Linked DNA regions of Mus musculus: regions 1, 2 and 3 are each linked to region 4. A link is a contact called in ENCODE Hi-C or POLR2A ChIA-PET data. All regions are on one chromosome and are shown on one strand. The core of a region is the stretch at or near the end of the contact, and the rest is flanking DNA. Distances in the headings are between cores, read along the strand shown. Region 1 holds the start of Aqp11 (aquaporin 11). Region 2 holds the start of Ndufc2 (NADH:ubiquinone oxidoreductase subunit C2). Region 3 holds the start of Kctd14 (potassium channel tetramerisation domain containing 14). Region 4 holds the start of Aamdc (adipogenesis associated Mth938 domain containing).

What was found. A loop is a pair of places that touch in the nucleus more often than their neighbours do. ChIA-PET counts read pairs that join two places held with the same protein, here RNA polymerase II (POLR2A).
Region 1: POLR2A ChIA-PET joins it to region 4 with 18 read pairs in embryonic stem cell. The contact joins the promoter of Aqp11 here to the promoter of Aamdc in region 4. POLR2A ChIA-PET finds 5 or more read pairs at or near these places in 3 of 5 experiments (Patski and embryonic stem cell).
Region 2: POLR2A ChIA-PET joins it to region 4 with 25 read pairs in Patski. The contact joins the promoter of Ndufc2 here to the promoter of Aamdc in region 4. POLR2A ChIA-PET finds 5 or more read pairs at or near these places in 3 of 5 experiments (Patski and embryonic stem cell).
Region 3: a map of left cerebral cortex shows a loop between it and region 4 (2.7-fold over the local background). The contact joins the promoter of Kctd14 here to the promoter of Aamdc in region 4. A Hi-C loop is called at or near these places in 1 of 37 maps with a recorded cell type or tissue (left cerebral cortex). POLR2A ChIA-PET finds 5 or more read pairs at or near these places in 3 of 5 experiments (Patski and embryonic stem cell).

The regions. Positions count from the first base shown.
Region 1 is chr7:97,736,926-97,739,625 of GRCm38, forward strand. It overlaps Aqp11 (aquaporin 11), which reads right to left and starts at 1,322. Exons shown (of 3, transcript NM_175105.3): 1 at 444-1,322. The coding sequence starts at 1,062.
Region 2 is chr7:97,398,720-97,401,654 of GRCm38, forward strand. It overlaps Ndufc2 (NADH:ubiquinone oxidoreductase subunit C2), which reads left to right and starts at 1,284. Exons shown (of 3, transcript NM_024220.2): 1 at 1,284-1,638. The coding sequence starts at 1,470.
Region 3 is chr7:97,449,925-97,452,852 of GRCm38, forward strand. It overlaps Kctd14 (potassium channel tetramerisation domain containing 14), which reads left to right and starts at 1,410. Exons shown (of 3, transcript NM_001136235.1): 1 at 1,410-1,622. The coding sequence starts at 1,561.
Region 4 is chr7:97,578,149-97,580,848 of GRCm38, forward strand. It overlaps Aamdc (adipogenesis associated Mth938 domain containing), which reads right to left and starts at 1,349. Exons shown (of 5, transcript NM_001177945.1): 1 at 1,218-1,349. Rsf1 (remodeling and spacing factor 1) reads left to right here and starts at 1,748. Exons shown (of 16, transcript NM_001081267.2): 1 at 1,748-1,957. The coding sequence starts at 1,756.

The DNA.
Region 1 (2,700 bases), core at 72-2,571, 160 kb after region 4:
TAGGACGTGAATGCAGCTACAGAACTGCTTCTCCTCGCGGTCAACTACTGACCTATCGTGCACTTTAAGCTCGAAGGAACTTTTTGACCGGATCGTTTCTCAGTAAGAGTGTCAGAAGCAATCTATACCACCTTGGCATGAGAGCCGTAACTGATAAGCTGCCTTTCTAACATTAAAACAATCCCTTTGTGGGCTATTTAAGCCTTTGGCAGTAATCTGCCACGATCTTAGTTTCGGCACCGGAGTGTCTGCTTTCTCTGGGTGTTCAAAACAGCAATGAATGAAGATCTGTATGTTGGCTCCAACTGCTAGGCTGCAAGGTGGTTAGAATAATAAGTGGCCCAGGGTAGGGTGCAGGGGGTGCTCAAATGTATCGGTAAAGAACTTAGAACCTCTGGTCATAGAGGCTCCGGACTGCCAAGTGTTTGGTAGGAATAACAAACCTGCATAGGCCAAAAAGGTGATGAGTGCAGCCAGCAGGTGGATGCGAAGCTTGGTTCGGACCTCCTGGAAGTGCAGTAGAGCGCTGTGGAAAATAAAGGAGCAGATGGCCTCTATGATGATCGCTTTGGACATGTCGGTGTGGATGGGATTCCTGCAAGCTAAGATCCTTTCGTCGTAATGGTACTTGGTCAGACTCAGGCTCCACAGGGCGCTTATGCAGTACCTGCTGCACAGGGCGCTAACCAGCTGAGCCAACAACCTCACGGCACCCATTTCGGGGGACATACCCCCCAGAATCATCTGCATCATCACGCCGCACGGGTTGCTAGCTGTGCCCACCAGGGTCAGGCCATGCACCAAGGAAAAGAAGTAGATCAGTGTCAGAGTCCAGGTGGGGTGCGCAGAGTCCTGCTCGCTCAGCACTTGGAGCTCGTGGGTGCAGCAGCAGAGCTGGAAGGTAGCTAGAAACTCCAGGACGAAGGCGTGGACCACGGGCCTGTGTAGCTGTTGCCGGGCGATCACGCGGGCCAGCCCCACGAACAGCACGAACAGCAGCATTAGCCCCAGCGAGATGCAGGTGTCCTGCACCTCGGGCCGGAGCCCCAGTAGCGCGGACATGGCTCCCTCACCGCTGGGGATGGCTGAGGGCGGCAGGGACAGAGGAGCGTCGGGGGCTGGAGTCCGAAGTCCGCCGCCCCGCCCTCCCACGCCCCTCAGGGGCGGGCCGAGTGGAGAGCCCGGGTTCCGCGCTGGAGGGCTCCTCCCCTCCCCGGCTGCGCTGTGCAGATGTGACCTGAGCCGGGGAGGGGGGGAGGGCGGGGGAAAGGAGGCGGCGAGGGAGCTGTCCCTGGGCACTGGCGGAGGGGACAACGGTCTGTAGAGCCCCACGCGCACCCGCCTTCCGCCGCCTCCCTCAGCACAGGGCCAGGGCCCCGAGACCACTGCGCACGCGCGTGGCGCCCGAGCTCTGGGCTCTCAGCGCCGGACCCCGAGCCTAAGACCGCACCACGCTGGTGCTAGAGCATGTGGCGATCGGAGCGTGGCTTGGGAACTCTGCCTTGATCTTTGCACACTCCGGAAACTGTACTCCACGGAGCCCCAGAGGTCATCTTTGCAGCCACCCCGTTTTTACTAATGGAGAGACTGAGGTTGAGGAGCGAGGAGGTGACCCTCAGGGAAGGAGCTGTGGTCAACTGGGAGTGGGCGTGAGAACCGAGGTTTGACTGGTTTGACAAGGTGTTAGAGCTTTGGTTTTCTTCACCCACACTCGAACTTTTTTCGTAAGTGTGGGGGAAAATATATATATCCATTTATGTGTAAAATTGACGTTAATTATATTCACACTTTATCTAGCTATCGCCACTATTTCCAAACTTTGGATGTTGTGTTTTATTTTTTATCGAATGCATTTGCTTAATTATCTAATTGTCTTATTTATGTTTATATATGTGCATACACACACACACACACACATATATATATATGTATGTATATACATACATACATACATACATACATACATACATACGGGGGTCGCTGTGCCCAATCTCATGTGTTCCACAAGGTGGGTCCCAGGGATCAAACTCAAGTCCTCAATTGGGCACCTTTACCTGCTGGAAGCACCTTGCCTGCAGGTGGTGGTTTAGGCATGAAGTCCTCAAAGTTTATAATGTTTATGTTATCTTCATCATGAGATATTAAAATACTAAGAAAACATTGTTTGCTTGTTCTCATTGGCATCCAGTGTGGGAAGGAAACCCTTGGATTGGTTGGCTTCCCAGAATCCTGGGACAACCTGAGGCAGGATGGAAAGAAGGGAGTTTGAGGGGCCATGGAAAGGAAGCTAGCCTGGAGCTGAAGTCTTGCACCAGCTGAGAGTCAAGTATTCCAGCACAGTTAACATCTATTGTGAAGTTTGCCTTATAGATATCCCAAATAAGAATATTAAAATAGGTGCTGGTGAGATGGCTCAGCGGTTAAGAACACTGACTGCTTTTCCGGAGGTCGTGAGTTCAAATCCCAGCAACCACATGGTGGCTCACAACCATCCTTAATGAAAAACAAATAAAAAACCTATGGTCCAGTGCGAGCGGGGCCGGAGCAAAAGGGAAGGGGGGAAAAAGGGAATATTAAAATAGTTCTGGAAGTCACTTTCTGAGGCGACCTTCCTCCTAGATGGTCTTTGTGACTTCCAACCATGGCATACCAGGGCCAGGGCCACAGAAGGTGTGGAGGGTGATGGTGCAGTCCGCCAAC
Region 2 (2,935 bases), core at 34-2,533, 180 kb before region 4:
TGCTACACAGAGATATGGAAAGACCCCACCCCAGCCTTTGTTAGGCAGAAGGTAGAGGTGAGCAGTGGAGGTGTGGAGTCTCACTCTCACGGCGGGGCACTAAAGGAGACTCTGGCCCTGGTTCTTATAAATTCCCTTCCTCCTTCCAAGAAAGGATAATTAGCTAGTGGGCTCTGATAATTACCTGATGAAAAACCTTGAGCAAATCTCAAAAAGAAATAAATAACTTCCAGTTCAGACCAGTGTTGGACAAAGATACAGGGAAAAGAAAACCATTTCAACTTGCTAATTACATGGTAAAGTTAGGTAGATTCCCAGACCGTATAAATAGTCTCCCTTTCTCTTACTCAACCCCGGTCTGCGCAAGCTGATGCAACTGTATTGCTTTTATGTATTGTCTGTCTGTTTCATCTATTTTAGGCAGGGACTTGTGTACCCAAGAATGACATACTGCTTGCCAACTGCTAGGATTACAGGCACCACTACGATTTTAAGAGAGATTTGCTCACATGCTCCATTGCTTTTATCTGTGTGTCTCACTGGATTTTCCTCAAAGAGTACAAGTATTGAGGAATATCCCCGCACTCGACTCTTAGCTGGTATTTAGTACTCCTGTCTTAGAAGCATATACATTTTCAGTATCAGGAAGGGCTTTCCAAAGGGAGATGTTCAAGTACGGAAAGTCCTTTATTTTAGGTGAGCGGAAAGAGACTAGGCAATCGCTTGATAGAACTTTAGGAATTCCTTCTTTCACTCCTTAATCCGTTGGGGAACACTTCTCTCAGCCACGTACATAGACCTGAAGGCCTAGGGGGAACCATTTTAGCAGACTATCGCCAGAACTGAATCTCAAGGTTAGGGTAAATGATTCGCTCCTGACCTCCGAATACCCTGGTGCTGACCTTACCTTCATTTTAGGCTTTGGGGGTGGGGGAAGTAACTGCAAACGAACTGCTGGAACCCCAGAAAGCTTGCTTTTATAGGCTTTAGATAAATGAACTAGCCATTATGACCACTTGTAGATGTTGATTTTTGGATGCTAAGATAATGTTTTCTGAAGAGCCATAGGCCTGGGGGCAAGTAAGTGAGAGACAATTTCGATTGTGGTAACTGGACTACATACATACATACATACATACATACATACATACATACCAATGTTTCCTAGCCTTTGCCCACTGTGGGTTATTTATTATAACCCCCCCCCACACACACACACACACACACACACACACTACAATGTCAGCGCAAGCCTTCACGCGTTGTGGGCCACTTAGAAGCCCGGAACCTCGCGTGCAGAGGTTGCTAAGGCTGAGCGCACAGGGAAGCTTTTGGGTGCTGCACCGCCGTACGCAATGCCCTTCAGCCTAGAGCGCGGAGGAGGACGGTAGCTCGGTCACGGCGTTTGGAGTCGTTGTTTTTCCTATAGTTGGAGTCGAGGTCAAACCTCTCGTGGAACCTGCCTCAAGATGATGAACGGCCGGCCGGGCCATGAGCCCTTAAAATTCTTGCCGGACGAGGCCCGGAGCCTGCCCCCGCCCAAGCTGAACGACCCGCGGCTTGTCTACATGGGCTTGTTGGGCTACTGCACGGGCCTGATGGACAACATGCTGCGGATGCGACCGGTGATGAGAGCAGGTGAGGGCTGCGGGCGATCCCGCTCGGACGAGGAGCTGCAGGGTTGCCCGCTGAGGTCATCTGTGCTCTACGAGGCCTTCCTGCCTAGCTGGGGGCGCCTGGCTCTCCCAGGGCGTGCATCCCCTCTCGGGTTCTCAGCGCCAAGAGTAGCCACATTGAAGAAAACCAAGTGCAGTGCAATGGGGACTTCTAAACCCCACGGTTAAGTCTGCGAAGGACTCAAGAAGGGCTCCTCACAGTTCGCGTTGTACTTCGTGCTAAACGGTTGCCCAGCCCATTTCTCTCAGACGTGAGAAAGTATTGTACTGACGAGAGCACGAGACCCAAGCAGAGTTAAAGCACCTTGCCCACGGTCTAGTTAAAGAGAGGAGCTTGTGTTGTGTTGGTGTGTGCTTAGAACCAGAGCTTCTCAGAGTTGGAGTGCATAGAAATAATATACAGTTAAAATATTGGTTTGATTCATAAGGTCTGGGGAGAGGACTAATGTGGACAAAACTCCAGACGCTACTACTGCCCTTATTCTGGAATAGGAGACTGTCAATAAACTAGCAAGCTGTATATTCTAGTTTGTCACTGGCTTCTGGTCACGATTGAGAATAGCTTAGCTTACACAATGTAGCTGTGCTAAGAACTGTAGAATTCCAAAGATACATGTAGAAGCAAACTAACTGTCTTTGTTATAGTTATTCTTTATATGGGGGGGGGGGTAGAGGGGAGATAACAACCTGAATTAGTTCTCTCTCCAATACCGTGTCAGCCCTGGGGATTGAACTCCCCAAGTCAGACTTGGTGGCAAATGTCTTTATCATGTCACTAGATGTGAACTTAACTTTGAATATCAAGCAAGAGTTAAAAGAACTTCGTATGTCTGGGGGTGGGGGTGGGGTGTGCAAGGCGTTCTGAAAGTGGGTGAATTTGATTACTTAGCTGCAAGATTACAGTGATAAGGCTGCAGAGGCTATCAGACGAGGGCAGTTTATTCTCTGGGTGGGGAAGACATGAAAACTTTTGAGAACTGAGGAAGTTCAGTGGTGAGGGTCAGTTTTGTCAGCAATCTAAACCATCAGTTGGCGCCAAGGACCACAGCACAAGAATGCTAATGAAATGGTTCCAGCCACTAGGACTCATCCCAGCTAATCGTCTGTGTTAGACATGAAGGTCAGCATCCATGACATCCTAGGGTCACTGGTCACTAGTCCTCAAATACTATTGGAAGCCAATATGTCTTGGAAATGCTCGTTCTCTCTCTCTCTGTCTCTCTGTGTGTGTGTGTGTGTGTGTGTGTGTGTGTGTGTGT
Region 3 (2,928 bases), core at 160-2,659, 130 kb before region 4:
GGTACAGCCCATAGTGGGCTGAGTTCTTCCACATCACTCATCAATAAAGAAAATCCCAGCAGGGCAGTGGTGTCGCACGCCTTTAATCCTAGCACTTGGGAGGCAGAGGCAGGCGGATTTCTGAGTTCAAGGCCAGCCTGGTCTACAGAGTGAATTCCCAGACAGCCAGGGCTACACAGAGAATGCCGATAAATGCAGATACAAACTTGCACGAGGATGGTTTGCTATACTCGTTATGGTTTTCACCAGCAGATCCCCACTACATGACTGCTGTAATACTATTCTATTTTTCTTTTTATTATTTTTAACTGTGCGTGTTTATGGAGCAGCATGTATATGTGTATGTACATGTGCATGTGTATGTATGTGTGTAGAGGCTAGAAGACAACTCAGGTGTCATCCTGTCTGTCTTTACACAGGGTCTCTTCTTGGTCTGGAGTTCATCAATTAGACTAGACTGGCAGGCAGGCAGGCCCCAGGGATCCTTCTGTATCTATTTCCCCAGCTCTGGGATTACAAATTGTACCACTATACTGAGTTGTTGATTTTGGCTTTTGCTGTCTTGTATTGTCTTGTTTGTTTATTGTTTGCTTGTTTGGTTTTGTTTTGTTTCTGTTTTTCTTTTGAGATAGGATCTGGCTGGCCTGGAACTCGTTATGCAGAATAGGCTGGCTTCTGTCTCATAGGGATCCCCTGCCTCTACCTCCTTGGTGTTGGGATTAAAGGCATGCACCACCACACTCAGCCATAGTGAGTATTTTTAATGGCTCTACTGAGACACCTCTCCAGGCTTACTTTTTTCTTGTCTCTTTCTTCTCGTGTTGTTGGGAACAAGCAAAAGAAATTTATTTTAAGTACTACCATTTCACTTTCAGACTCTTTTAATCAAAGGGAGAAAAATAAATTCAAGGTCCCAGGCCTTAGGGCAGCTGGGGACTTCCCAATGGCTGAACATCTTCTGTTATACACAGTTGTCTGAGTCCACACATCTCAGGGACAACCTGTCCATCTTGCTGGCAGGTCAAACAAGTTCATGCTCCCAGGCCTAGGAATGAACACCTATCCCACTTCTGTTTTCTCAATTGTCTATTACCTGGTAAAGAATACAGAAAGTGCATACATTCTATAACTGCATAAACAATTGCCTGTTCTGCCCTAATTGACTACGTGCAGCCAAGCAGCTCCTTTTCCCTTATCAGTCTGGGCTCCGGACCTAATGTTTAGGAGAGTGAATCAAGGACCTTGAAGCCAGGTGCTTGGATGCAGCCCAGTCTCTGATGGCTACTCCCTTGTTTAACCCACAATGTCACACACAACTAGATAACACTGCACCCCCCCCCAGCCCCCATTTGCTTTGTGTTCCCATCCTTTAAAGATGGTGTACAATCCCTCTTCTCAGACATGTTTCAGATCCAGAACTGGCCACCTCCTTGAGTGCTCAGAAAACAAAGCTTTCATTTTTAAGCTTCCATATCTGAAATGAGTTTTCTCAACTTTTACCCTGAACCCAACAGTGTATCCCAAGCTGGCCTAAAATTTGCTATGTAGCCAAGAATAAGGATGATGTTGAACTCTGACTATCTTCTCTTCCTGCCTCTACCTCCCAAGTGCTGGAATTACAGGTATGTGTGCATGTGGGGTGTGCATGTGCCTGTGGGTGGGTGGATGGGGCTAAAAGAGGGCATCAGCTTCCCTGGAGCTGGAGTTAGCAGGTAGTTGTGAAGATCCTGATGTGAGCGCTGGGAACCAGACTCTCCTCCTCTGAAAGAGCAGCAAGCACTCTTAACTGCTGAGCCATATCTCCAGCCCCCATCTCTCTTTTTAACACATAACATTGCATGGCACAGACAGACTGTGATTTAGTCAACTGTTAACTATCTAATTTTGCTAACACAAACAGATCAGTGGCAAATACATTCACCCACATACCCTTCAGAACGGTGCTTTTTGTTATCTCTGTCGGATGGAGTCCCAAAAGTAGGGTTCTTTCCCCCACCCCTTTGGTAGAGATGGCCAATTAATGTCTAAAGGTCACAGCAGTTCATATTCCAATCAGCAAGGTTTGAGCACCTGTTTTCCTTCATCCCCACAAGTTCAGGCATTTTGTTCTTCTATTTTCCAATTTTCTTGCCTAAGAATAGTATACATATACACCGTTGCTCCTTCAAGGGCGTTTCCTGAGTTCCTTCTCAACTGCACTTATGATTTATTTCGGCTACTTGAGCTTTTCATTTTTGTGGGTCTATTTGACTTTTAAAAATCTCCGTGGTCTTTTTAAAAATTCGTACGTCCTTGTTCTTTACTCATGTCTAAGTCACTCTTTGGTTTTTGTTTTGTAGCTGTGTGGATGGGACTCCGGGCCTGGTGCACGCTAGGCAAGCGCTCCACCACTTAGCCGTGCCTGCAGCCCAGTGTGCTCAGGTTTTAGATGCTTGCTTTTATTTGTTTAATGACATTAAGTAAGCTCCCACTGTATCCCAACAGTCTCAGCACTAAGGGGCCCCCACAGGTTTCTGTTGACTTTTCCCCCTCTGCCTTGTTTCCTTTTGTGCTTTGTGGTTTTGAGCTGTGGGTTTGTTTGATGAACTGCTTGCTATCTGTGTACATTCTTTGAAACTTGGTTTAATTATACTTCCATTCAGGGAAGGTTTTGTTGTCCCCTTCTTTCCTTCCTTTCCTCTTTCCTAGTGGGGTGCCTGTATGTGTGTGTTTTGCTGGGGGTCAAACCCAGATGTCATACATCCTAAGGGAGTGTGCTACCACTGAGCTATAGCTCTGCTTCAGTTTTTATTTTTCTTTGCCAAGTATTAATTTGACTACCTAGTCAGTTTCATTTTTGTTAAATTTCTGGTGGTCGTCCCTGCTGCTGACCACACTGAGCCATAGATCCATCGGGGTTCTCCCCTGTAGCGTAAGTATTTTTAAAGA
Region 4 (2,700 bases), core at 99-2,598:
GCTGTAGATATTATTATTCACTTTACTAAAGTTCAAAGTAACAAAGAAACTTCGGAAGGTTATAAAGTAATTAGGGATAGGACTCAAGTCTGGTTCAACTCAAACTTACTTCCTGCTCCTAAGCATACAGTATACTGCTTCCTAAGCTGCAGGTTCTATTTATTTTCCATTGTTGATGACTTTCCCCATTCTGGGATTCTTTCTGAGAGAATGCTACAACCAACTCTGGAATGGAGTAGAACTCTGCTTCCTAACAAGCTTACTGCTGTGCAGCGAACTCCCAGCTTTCTAAGTAGAATCCTAGCTCACCCTCTAGACCTTGGCCAACTTAGAGCCTGAGCTGAGCCCAGAGTCTTCTTAGCATCTTAGTTCCCGAGTAGAGAGTGGTTCCTCAGATTTGGTCACCCAGCAGAGGCAATTCCTCATTAGTGATCCACAGAGTACCTTAGGCCCTGGTCCACCGGTTCCATCTGGCAAGGAAGCTCTTTAAACAGGACAGTAAAACAACTCAAAACAGCTTCAGGAAGTCCCTGAAACTAACCAGATTCATTAGGTCTCTCTCTGTCAGAGCAAACAGTAAAAGGTGATCGTCTCTCTCAAACTAAAGGAAGTTGAGCTGAAAAAAAAAAAAAAAAAGCCTCTCAGACAAGCTGCACTGCAAAGAAGACTCTGAGATGGGACCAGCTGCCTGGGAGGAGCAGAAGCCAGCTGAGCTGCCTGGAAGAGGTTCAGACCAGAGTCACTTGGAAAGGACATGCCAACGCAGTGAGCTGCCTGCAGGCTGTGCAGTTTTTATAATCTGTCACCCATGCTGGGGTGGGCCCTGGGGTCGCAGCTGTCTCTGAGTCATTCCTGCTCCTGTAAGTGACCCCTTATCCATGCTCCTGTTAAAATAAAACGCATTGGTTCGCCAAGTTGGACTTTGGTGTTATCTGTACTTCGGTCTGTCGGTGGGAGCTCTGTCTGGGGTGAGATGTGTTTACCGTCCCCCCAGGAAAAGTTTGGTCACACAACACTCAGGAGAGGGCAACACCCCTCAGCAAACTTTCTGAGACTTCTCTCCAGGGTCCCGCGCCAAGCCACAACCGCACCTTTCCTTCTCCTAACCTCTCTCCTCCCTGCCATTCTCTTTTGCTGCATCTTGGTGTCTCTCTTCAACTCCCTCTCTGTCTCTCTCTCTTGGTCGTCTCCGTTCCCAGATCCCGCAGAAAACTCACGCAGCGCTTCTGTTCGCGGTTGTTCCTCCAGTCGGATCCGTGCTTCACCTTTCCCTGCAGCTAGCCGAGGGACTCTGAGCCACAGCGGTTCAGCCACCAGGCCTGGAATTCGCCTTCAGCCGGCCCACACCCGAAGCTCCGCCCCCTCCCCCCATTGGCTATCGTTCTTAGAAAGTCCCGCCCCCAACCTCTCCGCCCCGCTTCCCTTGTTTTCATTCCCCCTGTCACACGAGGCAGTAGCGACCCCGAAGTGGGAGGGAAGAAGTCGGAGCCTTGAAGTCGTAGAGGGAAGGGGACGGGAAGAGGGCGGAAAGTGAAGGGCCCAGAGTGCCTCTCTGTCCCCGATCTAACTCAGTTCTCGACTGCTCCGGGCCGGCGTGGTATTGTGGGATCGCGGCGCCTGGCGCGAGACGCTCGCCGCCGCAGGGGCGTCCACTCGAGAGCGCCTCCTGTCGTCCGTAAAGCTACCCTGCCATCCCTCGGTCCCCCCAACTCCTCCCGCCCCCCCATCCCCTCCTCCTCCATCCTCCAGTTCAAAATGGCGGCGGCGGCGGCGGCGGCGGCGGCGGCAGCGGCAGCGGCGATGGCTCCTCCGGGCTGCCCGGGTTCGTGCCCCAACTTCGCCGTAGTCTGCTCCTTCTTGGAACGCTACGGGCCGCTGCTGGACCTGCCCGAGTTGCCGTTCCCAGAGCTGGAGCGGGTGCTGCAGGCGCCGCCGCCAGACATCGGCAACGGAGAAGGTAAGCGATCGGCCCGAAAGCCCGGCGGGAAGCGGCCCTGGCGCGCTTTAGCTCTCCATAGATACCCTGGGGCTCTGCGGCCGTCCCTCGCCAGGGATTGGCCTCCGCGGAGTCCCTACTCCTCGTAGCCCGGGGGTTCCTGGGTGCTGGGGAGGCGGGGCGGAGGCCCCCTAGGGCCACCGTGCCCCGCGGGGACGGAGGTGGGGGCGTCGCGGACCGGGTGTGGGCTAGGGCCCAGGAGGGGGTATTGTGCCGGCCTGACGCTCTGGGGCCGGGTCCCCCGCGCCGGTGTTGCCTCCAGTTCTTACCCCTTTAGGTGGCGGGGGAAGGGGAGCGCAGGTTCCGGCCAGCTTTGCGCTTTTCTCTTCCCCTCCTCCCACCAATCCGCCCCACCGTCTCCCGGGAGGCTGGGCCCATCTTCTCTCGGCGCCCCCTCTGCTCACTCCACCTGAGTGGGCGGGGGCCCGCGGACACTCCGCTCTCCCGGTGGTGGGAACTCCCCCGAGAGAGTCGGCTCCTGCCTTTTCCCGTCCCCTGGAGGGCTGGTCTAGCCCCCCAAACTCCTTCCTCCTTGGGAGATCTGAGTCTATGACCAGAGAGGGGGCTTCCCCCCTATTCTCGCGTAGGAAGGGGAAATGAACTCGGCCCAGCTTCTCCGCTCTGGGTAGGAGAGGGTTAATATCTCCTCCTCCATAGTTTTTCTCCTCACCACCTCCCCCAAAATAATAGAAAAGCATCTCTCC